Linked DNA regions of Homo sapiens: all the other regions are linked to region 2. A link is a loop called in an ENCODE intact Hi-C map of the cell type or tissue named here. Cell type or tissue: heart right ventricle. All regions are shown on one strand. Each heading gives the region's core, and the rest is flanking DNA. Links, peaks and the distances in the headings are about the cores only. Region 1 overlaps LINC02008 (long intergenic non-protein coding RNA 2008). Region 2 overlaps GBE1 (1,4-alpha-glucan branching enzyme 1). Region 3 overlaps GBE1 (1,4-alpha-glucan branching enzyme 1). Region 4 overlaps GBE1 (1,4-alpha-glucan branching enzyme 1).

Region 1 (6,440 bases), core at 1,921-4,420, 640 kb before region 2:
AAATTAAGAAAGACGACTTTTCAACATGCACATGCATTTTATTTACTCACTCATACTCTATCTGCCTTGTTCCATAAAATATGTGAGACAACCACATGCACACATGTAATTTTCATAAAATTTAGTGTATCATCAGGTTTGTGAAGCAGATTAGACAGCACTAAAAACCTGCCTATTTAATTTCTTCTTCTTTTGTTGTCAATAGAGACAGGGTCTCTCTATGTTGACCAGGTTGGCCTTGAACTCCTGGCCTCAAGCAATCTTCCTGCCTCAGCCTCCCAAAGTGCTAGGATTATAGCCATGAGCCACCACACCCAACCCTATTACTTTAATTTCTTATGCAAGTACACTAAGAGAGATGATAGTTGCTTATTCAGAATTGGGACTTGAGAACAGAAAGTAAAGTCTAGAATCTAGCCCATATTGTCAATATCTTCATTCCATTATTGACTAAACAGTGTATGTTAATCTTAACACAAACTATAAAATATATTCAGTTTTATCAGTTCCCTGACACCATATCCAAATAATTTTAATGTAATTAGGAAAAAACTGAATTATTGAGCCAGTATGAACACATAGCCATTTAGATTAATTCTTGTTCTACTAAAAAAATGAGATAGAAATGTCCACACCAGTTTCATTTCCTTTAGCCTTGTAAGAGAACCAGTATTTTTATAGAATGGGATATTTATGGGGTTGAATTGTATCCCTCTAAAAAAGATATGTTGGTAAATTCCAGCACCTTAGAATGTGACCTTAATTGGAAATACCATCATTGCAGATGTAATTAGTTAAGATGATGTCCCACTGTAGTAGGGTTAACCCTTTAATCAATATAAAGTATCCCTATAAAAGGAAACAGAGACAGAGAGAGTGTGACCATGTGGAGATAGGAAGAGACTGGAGTTATGGGGCCACAAGCCAAGGAAAATCTAGGCTACCAGAAGATAGAAGACGCAAGGAAGCATTCTTCCACAGAAGTTCCAAAGTGAGCATGGCTCTGCCTACACCTTGATTTCTGACTTTTAGCACCCAGAATTGTGGAAGAATGGATTTCTGTTGTTTTAAGCAACCCAGTTTGTAGTAATTTGTTACAGCAGCCCTCAAAAACTAAGATGAGAATGAAGAATTTTCAAAATAAAAAATATTTATAAGTAACAAAAATACATATTAAATTTTAATTTTAAATGTCCATTTTTATACATCTTTTATTTTTATTGGAAGTTTATAATTTCAAAAGCCTTTTGTTGTAGATATTTCAAGACGGTGATAGCAGAATTACGTCTTCAGAGAGTAAAATTGATTAGTATATTCAACTGAATTTATCTCATGCTTTTATAGATTGTATAAAAGCATTTATAGATTTATAAATTTATTTATGTATTTATAGATAGATTGTATCTCATGCTTTTATAGATAGATTTCCCTTCATGAATTCACTCAATTTTCAACATTTCTCCCATCCATATCAGAGATTATTCCCTTATGTTCAGTTGTGTTGATTAACTTCTATTTTTAAAATATTCTTTGCTTTCTTACTGATTATATAAGACAATTTTAAGAAGTTTTGCCCTTGAGAAACTTTTTTCTAAAATTGCATATGCCTTAATTTGTGGATATTTATGTTTATTTATGTATGAATACTGAACAGAAATATGTATTTGTATGTAAATGGTCAATCATATCTATTTGACTTTAAATTTGACCAAAGTTTATTATTGAAATTTAAAATGAAATTGTATGACATATATGTCTCTCTTTGTATTTATCTTTGAAGTAAACTTTGAATTAAAATTTACACAGTATTTGGCCAAGATGGAAAGGAGCTCCATTCTGTGATTATTTCTTTCATTTAATTAAGTGGGCATGAAGCCTTTAGGAAAAAAAAAAAATGCATGTGCATCCAGAACCCTGGCTCTCATTAGAGAAACTAACAGCAGAGCTCTTGAAATGCACCTGAGCCACATGTGTCGCCTTGGACAGCAAACTCTTTTTTTAAAATAATTACAGAATTAATTCCTAACCAAACAATAGATATCTGGCCATCATGAACAAACATTTCAAGGAATTACAGTAATGAAGAAATTATCCAGTATTTGGTCTTGTGTGTGGCTAGTATCTCATCTTGATATTATATGGGAAGGTGGTAGCTGATACATGCAGGAAAATTTAAAAAAACAAATCAACACTGACACCCACATTTTTGACTTATTGCTCTAAAAGTTATTCCAAATTTAGGTAATTTTTTGTCAATCTTTTCAGAGCAGTGACAGAAGATTGAAGTCTGCAGCCTTTTTTGGGGACTTTACATATTCTTTGCTGAGAACATATTGCTTGTGTGGTAGACAGAATGATAGCCCCCTCAAAGACATTCACAGCCTCATCACAGGAACATGTGACTGTGTTATCTTACAGGGCATTTTCACAGATGTGATTAATAAGGACCATGGCATGACGAGATTGTCCTGGATTACTCAGGTGTGTCCTTAAAATGAGTCCTTAAAATTAGATTATCTTTTTAAGGTGTGGTCAGAAAGAGGGAGATGTAACTATGAAAGAATGGCCAGAGAGATGCAACCTTGCTAGCTTTGAAGCTGGAGGAAGGGAACCATGAGCCAAGAAATGCAAGAAGTCTCTAGAAGCTGGAAAAGGCAAGAGAATTATTTTTCTCCTAGAGTCTCTGGGAAGTAACACAGCCCCATTGACACCTTGATTTTAGCCCATGTCAGATCTTCCAACCTATAAAACTGTAAAAGAATACATCTATGTTTTAAGCCACTAAATTTGTGGTAATTTGTTACAACAGTTATAGTAAACCAACGTACCTTTGTGTTATACTTTATTTTTAAATACCTTTTTATTCTTTAGATAGTCTACATAAATTTTAATCACTTACTATCTATTTTGCTGAAGTTAGGGTCGTAGTGACTAGTGTGTACTTGATGAAAATATTATTTTGAGTTCATCCTCCAAAACCTAGTAGGATATAAAAATATTTGGCTATAAAATAGAACAATTGTAAATTATGCACGTAACACTTAATTATGGTGGCAAACACTGCTGGCTCCCAATCGCTTAAAAGCTGAGTTTTAGCCCTTTGAAAAACTCCATTTTAGTGAAGCTGCAAAATATTTTTTTTTTTACTGGGATAATTTCTAAGAAATAAGATACAGTGGCACTGACTGCATTCTGAATTGCTCCTTGGTAACATGGGACTCTATTACACTAAGTGTCCAGCAGGGGCCGCAGTGTGGAACTTTTCCCACCATCCAAACCAGATGAAGTTGGCTGAACCTAAACCTGCTCACGTGTGAGTACATTTCATTTTATCATGGGCAAGCACTTAACATACTGTAGTTCAAAGAGAAATAAAAATTATGTTGTGTATGAGAGGGGTCAGAAAAATAGAATTGGGTGTTGTAAGGTCATCTTTTTTATTTCCCCATATGTTAAGAGAAAATCCTGATCTCAGCATATATTTTACATACTAGTAGGCAAAATCATGGCAGAAGCTGGAAGTAGACAGTGGAGTTCCACCAAACCCATCCTGATTCATTTTAATGCAACCATTAATTGTATTACTTGTATTCCATCCATTATTACAAAAGTGTATATTTCAGGTTCAAATGCTAAACAGAACAGGACACTAGCACAAGATTGTCCTAACCAAACCTGGATTTGTGGTTTGCTCTGACCATGAGCCACTCTACTGCAGAGCCATTTTCAAATGGGAATCCTCAGAAAGGAATAGCTGCATGCTGTGCCCAGGAAGGCTGTGTGCTTCCTACAGTAGAGTGCTGGTAAATGTTTAACAACCAGCTCTCAGGGTAGAGGAGTGAGGTTGGGAAATACGACTTGTAGCATTTGTTAATTTCTGGGTGTAAATATTTCTACCATGAACAATTTCAAGCTACCAAATTAAAGTCACTGAATGTGGAATTGGAAAGAGATGCTCACAATCATTCCTAACAAGCTGGTAGGCGCTGACTCCAGTGCACCACTAGCTGTCTCTAGCTGTGTTCTGGGATTCACACACACAAGGCATGTAGGCAGAGCCATGCATAGCTGGATTCTAAGGATACCAGAAGTGACTATCGTAGACTAGAACTGAGAAGTTCTTCCTTTTTCTCTTGGCATTAACTATAAGTCACAGATTCTAACATGAAGGAGTGGGGAGCTGTTGGGGAACTTTGGAAGTTTATTCAGTTAAAGATTAAAATACTGCATTGTTTTAATGTTATTATAAATTCCTTTAAAAAGTGCAAAATTAGAGATTCACTTACTGGTTTTGTAATTATGCGAATTCAAATTTGGGGAGAGCATAATTTATTAAGGACAAAAAAATCTGGCTAAACAAAGGAACTCAGGATGTGGAAATGAACTTAGAAGGTGTCGAAGGTTCTCTCTCTGCTGTCTAGCATCAATCATTTTAGAATGTTTGAACATTTGAACAACCACTTTGTAATTCATTCTAGTTTTCTTGCAATGGCATTAAATGTTTTTATAAAGTGAGTGTTTTAGTCCATTCCCACACTGCTATAAAGAAATACCTGAAAGTGGTTAACTTATAAAGATTAGAGGTTTAATTAGCTGACAGTTCCACAGAATGTACAGTAAGCACGGCTGGGGGAACCTCAAGAAAGTCACAATTATGGCAGAAGGCAAAGGGGAAGCAGGCACATCTTACATGTCCTGAGCCAGAGGAAAAGAGGTGGCAGGAGGTGCCACACATTTTTAAACAACCACATTTCATGAGAACTCACTATCACGAGACCAGGAAGGGGGAATCTGCCCCCATGATCCAGTCACCTCCCACCAGGCCCCTCATCCAACATTAGGTATTACAACTTGAAATAAGATTTGGGCAGGGACATAAATCTAAACCACATCATTGGGACTTCTAAATTTTAGTTGTGTTTTCTTCAGGGTCAACTGGTGAAACTTTCTCCAATTATTCAATAAGTGGATCACCAATAATCTCCAGTTTTGAAGCTTTTAGCAAACTGTAATGATTGAACAAAAGCTTACAAGGAGAAAGCCATTAAAATGTATTCCACAAAAGCAAAGGAGGAACTGAACACATTAAGAGAATACAAATAGTGAAAACAATTTAATTTTTAAAATTTTGTTTTGTGATTTGTGATATACCAATTCATGAAAATGATTTTTTGATGGAGTTGCTATTTTTTAATTTGAAAATTTACATGCTGAAAAAAGTGGAATAAAATTCAGATTGCCTAAGATATTATAGATGTGAATTTAACAAAACATTTAGATGAATTACAAACAGTGGAAACTTAATATGACACATCCTATCTTTAAAAAATATACTTTGAAAGAAAAGGCTTTTGAATGGAGGCAGAAAGACAGCCTGTGAAAATATTTGTTCTGAAAAATTATAAATTCCAAAATGGAAAGAATTAGAATTGGTAATAGCCTCCATTTAGCAGAACTCTCTCTAAACTTGCATGTACTTCAGTACCTGTAGAAAGAGTATTTCTTCAGTTGAATGAATTACAGTACATAGAAAGGTCACTTGAATTTATGACTACAGGAGATCTTATAAGGAATTAATAATAAGTCAGTTAAAATGTATTTTCAGAAAAATGCCAGTTACTCAGGATTAGAGATAGAAATGGATTTAAGTGTATGAGTATATAACAAGAACAACTATTCTGCATACTTTAATTTTTTATATGAAGACAATCAATATAAGAATATTTTAAGTTGACTTTAATATACATGATATATATTATTTTTAATTTTTAGAAAGATTTTTAGATATGAAAAAAATTACTGAATGACACTATTTGAGGGGCCAAACAATATTACAAAGCCAGTTGGTTACTCCATTAATAAATGTTTCAAACCATGAATTAATTTTAATTATGTTTTTGTATCAGGTTTAACTCATAAAATTGTCCCAGTTCAAAAGACATATCATGGTTTTTTGCTACTCTAAGACACACAGACCTCTATTACCCTACGGTCTAGGATGAGCTCCCTTCCCTCCTTCTCAAAGTCACTCCTCAGTTTGCCAGAAGCTCCTTTTTTACAGGGATACAGACCTATCAACTACCACCAGTTCAAGTCACTAGCATGAGCTCACCAGTGAGGTCAGAATTTAGGAAATGGTAGAAAAAAACTATTGACTTCAGGCAGCTTCTGCTTTTTAGCTATCAGTGAGCACAACATTGTGCACTGGTTTAAAAAGAGGAAGGAGAAAATGCAGGGTGTTGTGTAAACTGACAACTTATACGACACATTACTTATCTCTAGCCGTAAAATAATCCCTCATTTTCTTTATAGTCTTTCTTTTTCCATAGTTCTGTCTTTCCTTTTACTTCAGCAACCTTTCCCTTCGTCACTTTGAGCTGCTTGGGAGGTACCCAGCCTGGAATCATAATTCTAGTCTAAGAAATGCTATTTTCAATTAG
Region 2 (6,220 bases), core at 1-2,500:
TAGAGTTGAGATGCATTGGACATACAAGTCTCATTCAGTGAAAATCAACTGTTCTATTTGTTTGAGTTTTTTCCTAAAGTCATGTTTGCTTTGCACCTTCATTCTGGTTCTAACCTCTGAAAGCTTTTTTTTTTTAAACCATCAGGCAAGCTTTCATTTAGAGATAAAGTGACTGAAAATAGTAAAATATCAGCAAAGTCAGAAGTGAAGACAGATTGTCACAATGACAACCATCTACAATATTATTTTTACTGTTTGCTTTGTTAATACTTAGATAAGTTGTTTGAACTAGCATATAAATAAGCATTAAGCAGTTCAAATCACTTCTCAATTTTATAAAAAAATTCAGATATATTAGAGAATATCTTGTTAAATATGCACCTATTGATCCACTATTATTCCTTTGTTCATTGTTCATTTTTTTAATTCAGTCATCAACATCTACCTTGTTCAGTGGCACCAACTGAGGGTTAGAAATAAAACGTATGACTTTTGCCTTTGTAAAGCTCATAGTCTAATGAGGGAAACAGATGGTAAACCTGAAAAATCATTCACAAATTGTGTTAAGTGTTCAGAAAGAAACGAAAAAGCTGCCATGATTGGAAAAGAAGAACTTATCATATCTAGGGTTGTCAAGGAAAGCCTCTCCACATAGCTGGGATTTTTCCAAGAGATAAGGAACCAGCAAGGCAAAGAGTGTTTACAGCAGAAGGCACATCATAGGCAAAGATCCAACAAAAGGGGAGTGTTTGTTGTGTCCAAGGAACTGAAAGGCTCCTGCGGCTGGAGTGTAGTGGGTGAGGATGCAAGCAAGGAGCTGAGCTGGGATACCAGATGTAGGCAGGGAGGAGCGAGTCAGGGCTTTGCATGCCATGGAGAGAATCTGAATCCTAGTTTAAGTGCAGTGGCAAGCTTATTCATTGGTTTAAATTGAGAGTTAGGATTCCTTGTATTACATTTCAGTTTTTGTTCTTGAAAGGAAAAAAAAAAACAAGATTAAAAATAAAAGTGTCTTGATGGAAAACCAGTGCCTTGTATATTGCTTTTCTTCATCTAAATGAAGTAGTAACATTGCAAACTGTGGGGCAGCCTTCCTTCACCACCTAATACAGCCTCAACATGGCAGTAACAGGGCCATTCACGTCATTCTTGTGTAAGGAGCATTGGTTTTCATTAAGTCGTATGGCGCCCTCTAGTGGTGGTTGCTTTATGGTAGTCATGTTGCTGCCAGAACTGTTGGAACTGTGAAATTGAGCCTTCTAAGAGCTTGTAAAATTGTAAAGGTAACTGTAACTTTAGGCAGATGTGAGACTGCGTCATGCCTATGTTTCTTTGACATAATGACAGGCCGTTTGGTACTTTCTTCAATTGCACTGACATAATTGTTTTGACGTAGGTGTACATTCCAAGCAGAGTGGCCCTCATCCTTCAGAATGTGGATCTGCCGAATTGAAGAGGCCTGATTTCAGCTCCACCAGATGCAGATTTGTGTTTTGTTTTCTTGTTATCACTGTCACACAGCTTATAACATGTATGCTTTTCAGAATACAGTTGTCTAGCCAAGCCATCAAGTGTCTGAAATTCAATATTGGTTTATGCAAATACAGCAAACTTTTATTTAAGTAGATGGGAGAATATGTTTAAAATATTAGGAATCCTAGACCATATTTTCAAGTCATCTTAGCAGCTAGGATTCTCAAATGGAAGTGTTATATATAATATGTTAAAAACATTTTGCTTTCCTGGCTAATTATTTGATCCTTTTAAATTCAAATTTGAATCATTTGTCATGTATGATTATTTCTGTTAAATGTACACAGTATTTAAGATGGATATTTGGTGGCTCTATTTGTTCTGATATCTTTTGGTCTAAATTATGAGGTACCAAGATTGTTTCTTTGTTTCTTTTTTTCAAATTGTGTTTAGAAATACTGTAATAAATATGCAGTAGTGATATAAAGAATTATATCCAAGGTAATATAAAAGCCATTACGTATGAACTCATCCGTGTCTCATTTTGTGTTTTATTTTGTGATCTCTTGTCCACTAAGTATCTTGTTAAATGCCAGTATCTCAGTCTTTCTGAAGCCCTGAAATGGTAATTGTAGCATTTCAGAAAATGTCTTTCATTTCAATCAATAAAAAGCTTTTGTAAAATTGCCTTTGCTAATGTTTATTTTGCTATACTATTATAGGGCTTGATTATAAATGAATATTATTGTATTCTTATACCTTCTAATACCTTCTTAACTCTAATACCTTCTCCACATACATTCACATCTACATGATGGACTAGGAAGCATGGAGATTAATATTTTTTTTAGGCACAATTTTGTAACTTGAAATCACACTAACCAATTTTGATATCTAAGCTACTCCTTCGTTGTAAACCTGAACACTTTTAGAAGCTAAACTAAGTATCTCCACTCAGTAGAATACTTCTTCATGAATTTGCCCCTTGGTTAATTAAATACCAGGTCACAGGTCTAAGATAATTGATTCATAACTGAGAGATTATAATGCACTTATGGGACATAAAGTATCTGTTACTTTTTTAAAAAGAACAAATTTTTCCCTAATATTAATACTGACTGCTTGTTTTTTGTTTTTAGCCTGATTATTTGCAGTTAATTAGAAATGAGTTCTTTCATTAAAAACTCAGTAGGAGAGATAAGCAATAGAAACATTTTTACAGCCAAGCCTGTACTGTATATTAAACATCATCCTTAAACTGTTTTAAAATAAAGCCATGAGCATCTAAGTGTGAAAGGTGTTATTTACTTTAACTTCTAAACAGAATAGTAGTTTGATTTCCTGAAAGAATCAGCAGTGCCAGCTGATAATGATACATGCTGGGGAAAATTACTGAAAGTCATCTGTAATGGTTTTCCCATTGCATGGACATTATTAATATCTTAGCACTCACATGGTCTGTGTACTGTGAGAGTTATTGATTAAAACACAACGCAGAATCATGAAGCATGATATTTCATGTTGTAGTTTATAGTTCCTTAATTTTGCATGTGTTCTATATGAAGAGATATACTGTTTATTAGGTATAGTTTTTAAATTATAATAAATTATTTAACACCTGGAACACATTTACTTTTCATTTTGACCTCTGGCAAAGTGAGGAAGAACGGACTAATTATATGCCATATTTTCATTATATTGATTGATTTTGCTAATAGGTTCTTTAGATTTCACAGTCTAAAGTTAGGATTTAACAATGTAATGTAAGTTAATTGCCCCTGTCAAGTGCCCTTCTCCCCCACCCAGAAGAGCAATAAATGCATGTTGCTAGGTAGGAATTACAAAAACCCATACAAACAAATAAAATATTAAGAGTCCAAAATGGAAAGCAGTTGGGTTATATCACAGAATAGAGGACCTTTATGGAACATTCTAATATTCTAATATTTTTTACTGTAGGACTTTTCATTTATGTATCAGTAACATTCTCATTGTTATGTCATCTTCTAGGAAGTTCTTTATTGGCTAAATGTTTTCAATAATCAAAACAGAGAGTATGGCCATTTTCACGATATTGATTCTTCCTACCCATGAGCATGGAATGTTCTTCCATTTCTTTGTATCCTCTTTTATTTCATTGAGCAGTGGCTTGTAGTTCTCCTTGAAGAGGTTCTCCTTGAAGAGGTCCTTCACATCCCTTGTAAGTTGGATTCCTAGGTATTTTATTCTCTTTGAAGCAATTGTGAATGGGAGTTCACAAGGTAATTTATAGATTCAATGCCATCCCCATCAAGCTACCAATGACTTTCTTCACAGAATTGGAAAAAACTACTTTAAAGTTCATATGGAACCAAAAAAGAGCCCGCATCGCCAAGTCAATCCTAAGCCAAAAGAACAAAGCTGGAGGCATCATGCTACCTGACTTCAAACTATACTACAAGGCTACAGTAACCAAAACAGCATGGTACTGGTACCAAAACAGAGATATAGATCAATGGAACAGAACAGAGCCCTCAGAAATAATGCTGCATATCTACAACTATCTGATCTTTGACAAACCTGAGAAAAACAAGCAATGGGGAAAGGATTCCCTATTTAATAAATGGTGCTGGGAAAACTGGCTAGCCATATGTAGAAAGCTGAAACTGGATCCCTTCCTTACACCTTATACAAAAATTAATTCAAGATGGATTAAAGACTTAAACGTTAGACCTAAAACCATAAAAGCCCTAGAAGAAAACCTAGGCATTACCATTCAGGACATAGGCATGGGCAAGGACTTCTTGTCTAAAACACCAAAAGCAATGGCAACAAAAGCCAAAATTGACAAATGGGATCTAATTTAACCAAAGAGCTTCTGCACAGCAAAAGAAACTGCCATCAGAGTGAACAGGCAACCTACAAAATGGGAGAAATTTTTGCAACCTACTCATCTGACAAAGGGCTAATATCCAGAATTTACAATGAACTCAAACAAATTTACAAGAAAAAAACAACCCCATCAAAAAGTGGGCAAAGAACATGAACAGACACTTCTCAAAAGAAGACATTTATGCAGCCAAAAAAACACATGAAAAAATGCTCACCATCACTGGCCATCAGAGAAATGCAAATCAAAACCACAATGAGATACCATCTCACACCAGTTAGAAGGGCAATCATTAAAAAGGAAACAACAGGTGCTGGAGAGGATGTGGAGAAATAGGAACACTTTTACACTGTTGGTGGGACTGTAACTAGTTCAACCATTGTGAAAGTCAGTGTGGTGATTCCTCAGGGATTTAGAACTAGAAATACCATTTGACCCAGCCATCCCATTACTGGGTATATACCCAAAGGACTATAAATCATGCTGCTATAAAGACATATGCACACGTATGTTTATTGCAGCACTATTCACAATAGCAAAGACTTGGAACCAACCCAAATGTCCAACAATGATAGACTGGATTAAGAAAATGTGGCACATATACACCATGGAATACTATGCAGCCATAAAAGATGAGTTCATGTCCTTTGTAGGGACATGGATGAAATTGGAAATCATCATTCTAAGTAAACTATTGCAAGGACAAAAAACCAAACACTGCATGTTCCACTCATAGGTGGGAATTCAACAGTGAGAACACATGGACACAGGAAGGGGAACATCACACTCTGGGGACTGTTGTGGGGTGGGGGGAGGGGGGAGGGATAGCATTAGGAGATATACCTAATGCTAAATGATGAGTTAATGGGTGCAGCACACCAGCATGGCACATGTATACATATGTAACTAACCTGCACATTGTGCACATGTACCCTAAAACTTAAAGTATAATAATAATAAAATAAAATAAAATAAAAAGAGTTGCAATAATCAAGAGAATTGCAAAATTTTACTCTTGTAATGTGCCTTACAATGTTTTTTCTCTGACGTGTTTATTACCAACATCAGAAATGAATGACCTGTCTTTGTTGACTTTTTAAAAATAAATATTTTGCTGTTTCAATTTTTTATGTTCTAGAAAACATGAGTACAGATTTCTTGCTATCATTTTCTAATATTAGCAAACGAGTTCTAGTAGTTGCCCTATTATGCATAATAGGATTTACACCTAATGCTAGTGATGCATAAGGTTTTCATTTAATAAATAGCCTACTCAGAAAATACCATAGCTCATAATAGCCAAAAACTGAATTGTAAACATTTCTCCTAGAATGTTTCCCACTTTATACCACTTGAACTCTGAGGGTCAACTTTTCTCATATTCTCTTTTCTATAAATGTAATGTTTCTCACTTTGCCCTGTTCTTAGCTGACGTGTGTATCTCTAACCTAAAATGAGGGAGTTAGCCACCATGTTCCTCAAGTTCAAAAACTAACCAGTGATAATAAATTGACTTTTCTTGTAACAGCTGTAAAAGAATGCAAGTTTTTTTTTCTTTCTCTGACTGAAGCACTCCCCTTAGCAATACCAATTCAACATTTGTCACCCATCAGGGTTATAGCCATTGCTATGGGGATCATACAGGAGGTTGTCTGAATAAGAAGCCTGTTCTTCAAATAATACAGAAGAGAGTGGAAGCGAGTGCAGACAGATCGTGGGGGAAGCGATGAAAGGCCATGTGTTTCCCTCTCGCATTCAGCTTTCAGTTTCTGGAAAAGTATCTTTTCTGTCTCTGGTCGTGAAGCCATTGAATCTGGTGATGAAAGCAATGTAAAATTGCTTCCTTATTGCTTTTCCTATGTAGAATGAGCTGGAACA
Region 3 (2,500 bases), core at 1-2,500, 65 kb before region 2:
CCCAAATACCTGACACATTTAATGATTCTTTGTAAAGTTTCAAGAAATAAAGTTTCCTTTTTATACATTCATGTGCCAGTTTATGAGGGACTCCAATAACTGTTGTGCCATAATTCTGGATTCTTATTTTAATCTTTTTAGGGTAATTAAATTCTCTTGGATTTTTTTTTTACTCTCTAGGTGAGGAATTTCATTTATCTATGAATAGCTTTGTTTATATTGTTTAAAGTTGAATATATTATGTTTATTTGACATTAAGTAAACATTAAATATGTAAGATATTTGATCTGTGATAATAGCATATTTTATTTTAAGTCTCCTTCTGCACTACCCAGGTTTCTTACTGGAAGCTTGGAAATTTACTTGGAAATTTACAAGTTTAGGTACAATTACGTTAAATAGACTTTACTGTATATCTACATGTACAGAACATCTCACTGTACAAAGTAAGGCACACAACTGAAAAGTCCTTCCTACATAGTCCAGATCAAAGCTCTAAACCAGAAGGAAGAAGAGGAGCAAAAAGAGACTATTTATATTGGACTTAGCTCCTTTGAAATAATTTTCACATAACAACCCTGTTTGTGTGTCGTTGAAGAAGACAAGGAGCCATAAAGGGACGTTAGGAAATGTCTATTCTCTAGAAAGCAGTTTATCCAGCTAAAAAAATTATGCTTTTCTGACTGAAGGAAAGATACTTCTCAGTCAGAGGAGGGGATATTTAACTTGGTTAATAAAGAATGGACAGAATTTCTGTAGGCAAAATCAGGCTTTGCAAGTCAAAGAACTAACTGGACAGAAGGCTTCGAAGCAGGAAACCTGGGTCCTGATCAGATTATTACATGTCATCTGGCTCTTTGAAGCAGGGTCTGCATATTGGGAGATGAAGTACAAAAGATAGCAAAGAAACTTTACTCAGCCAGGTGTGAATAGTAGAGATGAGCACCTCCAGATGGCATAATTTAAGTAATGAAACTGTTAGATATGACAAAAATTAAATGCAGCACCCATTAAGTTACTAACTATATTGCTTCACGTCTGTGTTCTTTCCTTTGCTATACTATTTCTGTCATTTAGAACTTTGTCTCCTGTAGATGTACAAAGAATGAGTTAGCCATATGGAAGAGTTTATGGTTTACCTATATGGAGGGTGGTAGTTTGTAGGTTGTGACAAAAGATTTGTGTTTAAGCGCCATTATCTTAAAGATACTAGATTGTTTGTTTATGTATGTTCAACCTATATATGTTTGAATTCTCCCTTTTATTGCCTTCAAAGCCATTTGATAGCCCAATTCATAACTTTATAGTCACATTTTTCAAAAATCAAAATCAGCATTACCCAGAGCAAAGCGAGAGAGCTGAAGCAAGCAAGTACAAACACTGAGAACCTTTTCTTCTTATTGTGGGAAGAAGTTCACAGTGTTTCCCACCAGCTGTCATGCTGCTATGGAACTTTTTTCTCCTTTCTTTGGCACCAGTGGCCTGAGAGGAAGCAAGAGCTGATAGCAGGGAAGCAGACAAGGCTAACTAGCTGTTGGCAGGAACCTGGAGCAATAGAAGCATCATCCAAAGGCAAACCAATACAGGCTCTTTGATTAAGTTATAAGCAGGTAGTTACGTCTCTCTACTTGGGGAGTTAGAGCTCTGATACAGAAGAAAGGCTGTGGGAGATGGAAACCTAGAAAAGTAGCAGCCGGCTGTGCCTTGAACAAGCCTTGGATTCTTACAAAAACACTCCACCAGCCTGGAATGATACCAGTATTCAATTAAACTGATGTCAGTTATCAAATTCTGAGTATTTAAGGAAACATGTTCTTACTAATCTTTTTTATTTTTTTCCCCTGTGGCTATGTGCTTTCTTTTTAAATGTCTGTGCTTAGCTCTTAAAGAGTAATTGACTAGGGAAGTTTGTTAACCTCTGTCACTATGTGTGTTTGCTGTGACCACAGGAACTCACTCTGACTTAGCGGTAGCATATCCTAATCATAGGCAAACAAAGTAGCACAGTCTGTCTTCACTACTAAACTTTTGAGTCTAAACCTAAAGTTGCAATAGCCACAAAGCCACATGTGTAGAATCAATTTCATAGTTGGCTAATTTATTCCTTGCTTTCATATCCCATTTTTCTGCCTTATTTTCTACTGCTTAAAATGGTGTGGAATCTTTCAGTTGGTGCCTTATTCACATGCAAAACATTTATACATTTTTACAAGGTTCTCCATTAGCAAATTATTTTCTGAGTTATTTTTAACTTACTTGCAAAAAATCTGAATTCAGTTTGAATTTTATAAAATAACATTTTTTTCCCCCCACCATTTCCTTTGTGTGGCTAATTTTCTCCCAATAGAGTATTTTGAGTCTCCTGTTCCATGCAACATCAAAATGGCCTCAAAATGACTGGTGAAAGCCCATTACTGTTGCTATGAAAATTTGTATTAAGAAAATAATATCTGGTTCTTACAACATTGTGTGCAAAAGTATAACACTCATTCTCGATTTA
Region 4 (2,500 bases), core at 1-2,500, 150 kb before region 2:
CTTAACTTCAAACTTCCTCCCCCTGCCATCTTCTCTAATTCAGTAAATGACATTTTCATCTTCTAGTTGTTCAAGCCAAAAATCTTGGCATTATACTGGACTTGTCCCTTTCTGTTCCTCCCTACACGCTAGCTATTAAAAAATCTAGCCATCTGTAACTTCAAAATATATCCCAAATCTGGCTGCTTCAACTGCCCCCACTGCCACCACCCATGTCCAACTTGCAATTATCTTTTACCTGGGTTATTTCAATAGCTCTTTAACTGGTCACTCTGTTTTCTCATGCTGTCTTTCCCCTTCTCTTACCTTTGTTCTACCAATTAATGGTCAATTTTTCTGCACAGTGGCCAGAGTAATCATTTAAAAATTAAAGTCAGATCATGTCGCTCTTTTGCCCAGAACCGTAATGAATCCCTGTCTCCTTCAGAATAAAAGCAAAAGGCCTCACACTGGTTCCCAAGGCCTCACTTGATGTGCTTCTTGCCTGACTCTTAGAGCTCACCTCTTTTCTTTCTTGACCATTCCAGTTAGAGTAGCCTGTTTGGTTTTCTTCAAATGCTCTTAGCTCAACCCTGCCCCAGTCCCCTGCACCTGCTGTTCCTTTCTGTCTGAATGCTCTTACCCTTAGATATTATTATGCCTTGCTTCTTACTTTTTTTCTTGCTCAAATGTTGCCTTTTCCATGAAACTTTAACTGATGACCCTATTTAAAATAGCAAACCTTCCCTCCCCACCAGTGGCTTTTCTTTGTTTTCTTTAGGACACTTATTATTATCGACATTCTATGTATTTTGCTTGTTTGTTGTCTCCCAATGGGAATGTAAATTCCATATGATCAGTGGTGTTTATTTTTTTCGCTGGTGTATCTCCAGAACATAGAAAATGTCATGGTACGTGGTAGATGACTTTAGTAAGTGGCAAACAAATAAAGGAATGAATGAAGGAATGAGTGAATGGCTGAATGAAAAAAAAAACTTTAAGGCTGTTTATTATTGAACATGTTCAATGAGTATAAAAATGGATAGGTGGCTGGAATAAAAAGAGGGTGTGGGAGAGTGTCATAAGATAATTAGCATTATTGGAAAGAGCCAGTAGATGGTGCAGTAGGCCACGATCAGGACAATGGTCTTCACCCTGGGATGAATGGGAGCACAAGTATGATTTTAAGTAGGTAACATGATCTTATTTCCAGTTTAAAAAGACAGCTCTTGCTGCTCAGTGGAGTTGGCTATTGGGAGACTTGCTGTATACTTAGCACTGTACCATATCATGAGGAGCCTGATAGTAACAGCCGCTGCCCTCAAGGAGCATATAGTCGAGTGAGGAAGAGAGACAGTAAACAATTGAAGGCAAAGGTGACTATTTAAAGGGCAAAGTTGATGCTGTGGATGACTATAATGTCAAAATTTTACACAGGTTAAGAAAGGCATTCTTCTGTGAGTAATTTTTGTTACCTATTTCATTCAGACTAGGGGGTACCTTTGACACAAACACACCTGCTTGTGAGCTACCCATCTTATTTACTTGGGTGGTGACAAACGTGGCACATTGTCTTGGCCCACTGGTAACTGTGGGCATTCTGTTTTTGGAATAAGTGCAGGAGGGATAACCTCAATCAAGGTACCATGGATATTCAAATAAATTCTTGAAGAGCCCCTCAATCTCAAATGTACACCCTGTAAGTAATGGGCAGTGGGCAAACAGAGCAGGAATGACTTGCTTCAGGTGGAAATCAGAAGCTCTGAAAATAGAGAAGCAGAGTTTTATTATTTACATCCTCAAAATGTGAATTTTGGTTGGGGTATAAATCTACATTTAATAACCCGATTTAAATTATTTTCTAACTTGATGGTTTTAAATTTGCTTAATATTTGATATTAAGCAAATTTGAGTTGTATCCAGGTATCATGTCACATGCTGTTTGGATATTTAAAGTATCTAGTACTGCGATGGTGAAACAATTGCTGCACAATCGGCTGTTTCCTCTAAATGTGATGTAATCTTCTTTTTGCTGTGTTCTTCATTGTTAGCCGTTATGGAACACCTGAAGAGCTACAAGAACTGGTAGACACAGCTCATTCCATGGGTATCATAGTCCTCTTAGATGTGGTACACAGCCATGCTTCAAAAAATTCAGCAGATGGATTGAATATGTTTGATGGGACAGATTCCTGTTATTTTCATTCTGGACCTAGAGGGACTCATGATCTTTGGGATAGCAGATTGTTTGCCTACTCCAGGTAGGTACATACAATATAGAAATGTTTTCTATTGTTGCTGTTTAACATTAATTTTTAAGAATTTCACTAAATTCATTGTGTGTGTACTCTCTCACTGGTACTTAATGTTCTTAATTGGATTTATTTTTGTTGTACAGGGGATTTTACCTTGTTTTGTATAGCACATGTATTTGTGGTATATTTCATTAAATTTCAATTTTACATATCTTACGCCATGTAAAATATATTGGTTATATAATCATTTAAAAATTTTACTGTGA

Evidence for each region. Peaks named below come from ENCODE experiments on the same cell type or tissue, not always from the same donor. Only the 100,000 strongest peaks of a DNase experiment are listed, where the experiment ranks them.
Region 1: it touches region 2 in a loop (4-fold over the local background); 21 of 110 quality-filtered maps call a loop at or near these places.
Region 3: it touches region 2 in a loop (2.8-fold over the local background); 4 of 110 quality-filtered maps call a loop at or near these places.
Region 4: it touches region 2 in a loop (5-fold over the local background); 20 of 110 quality-filtered maps call a loop at or near these places.

Annotation. Positions count from the first base shown.
Region 1 is chr3:82,129,994-82,136,433 of GRCh38, reverse strand. The region is part of intron 1 of LINC02008 (long intergenic non-protein coding RNA 2008); the gene reads right to left. Among named protein-coding and RNA genes, the nearest start is that of LINC02008, 150 kb to the right of the region's middle. In heart right ventricle, for the core only: a CTCF peak has its summit at 3,229 (motif pointing right); a DNase peak (open chromatin) is centred at 3,243.
Region 2 is chr3:81,485,640-81,491,859 of GRCh38, reverse strand. It overlaps GBE1 (1,4-alpha-glucan branching enzyme 1), which reads left to right. Exons shown (of 16, transcript NM_000158.4): 16 at 1,397-2,157. The coding sequence ends at 1,453. Among named protein-coding and RNA genes, the nearest start is that of GBE1, 270 kb to the left of the region's middle. RefSeq lists a silencer at 1,067-1,116. In heart right ventricle, for the core only: CTCF peaks have their summits at 1,001 and 1,202 (motif pointing left); a DNase peak (open chromatin) is centred at 1,189; H3K27ac peaks cover 1,167 bases.
Region 3 is chr3:81,553,994-81,556,493 of GRCh38, reverse strand. All of the region lies in intron 12 of GBE1 (1,4-alpha-glucan branching enzyme 1), which reads left to right. Among named protein-coding and RNA genes, the nearest start is that of GBE1, 210 kb to the left of the region's middle. In heart right ventricle, for the core only: no CTCF peak of the experiment used is centred there; a DNase peak (open chromatin) is centred at 1,513; H3K27ac peaks cover 1,887 bases.
Region 4 is chr3:81,642,521-81,645,020 of GRCh38, reverse strand. GBE1 (1,4-alpha-glucan branching enzyme 1) reads left to right here. Exons shown (of 16, transcript NM_000158.4): 7 at 2,031-2,240. Among named protein-coding and RNA genes, the nearest start is that of GBE1, 120 kb to the left of the region's middle. In heart right ventricle, for the core only: a CTCF peak has its summit at 1,088 (motif pointing right); no DNase peak of the experiment used is centred there.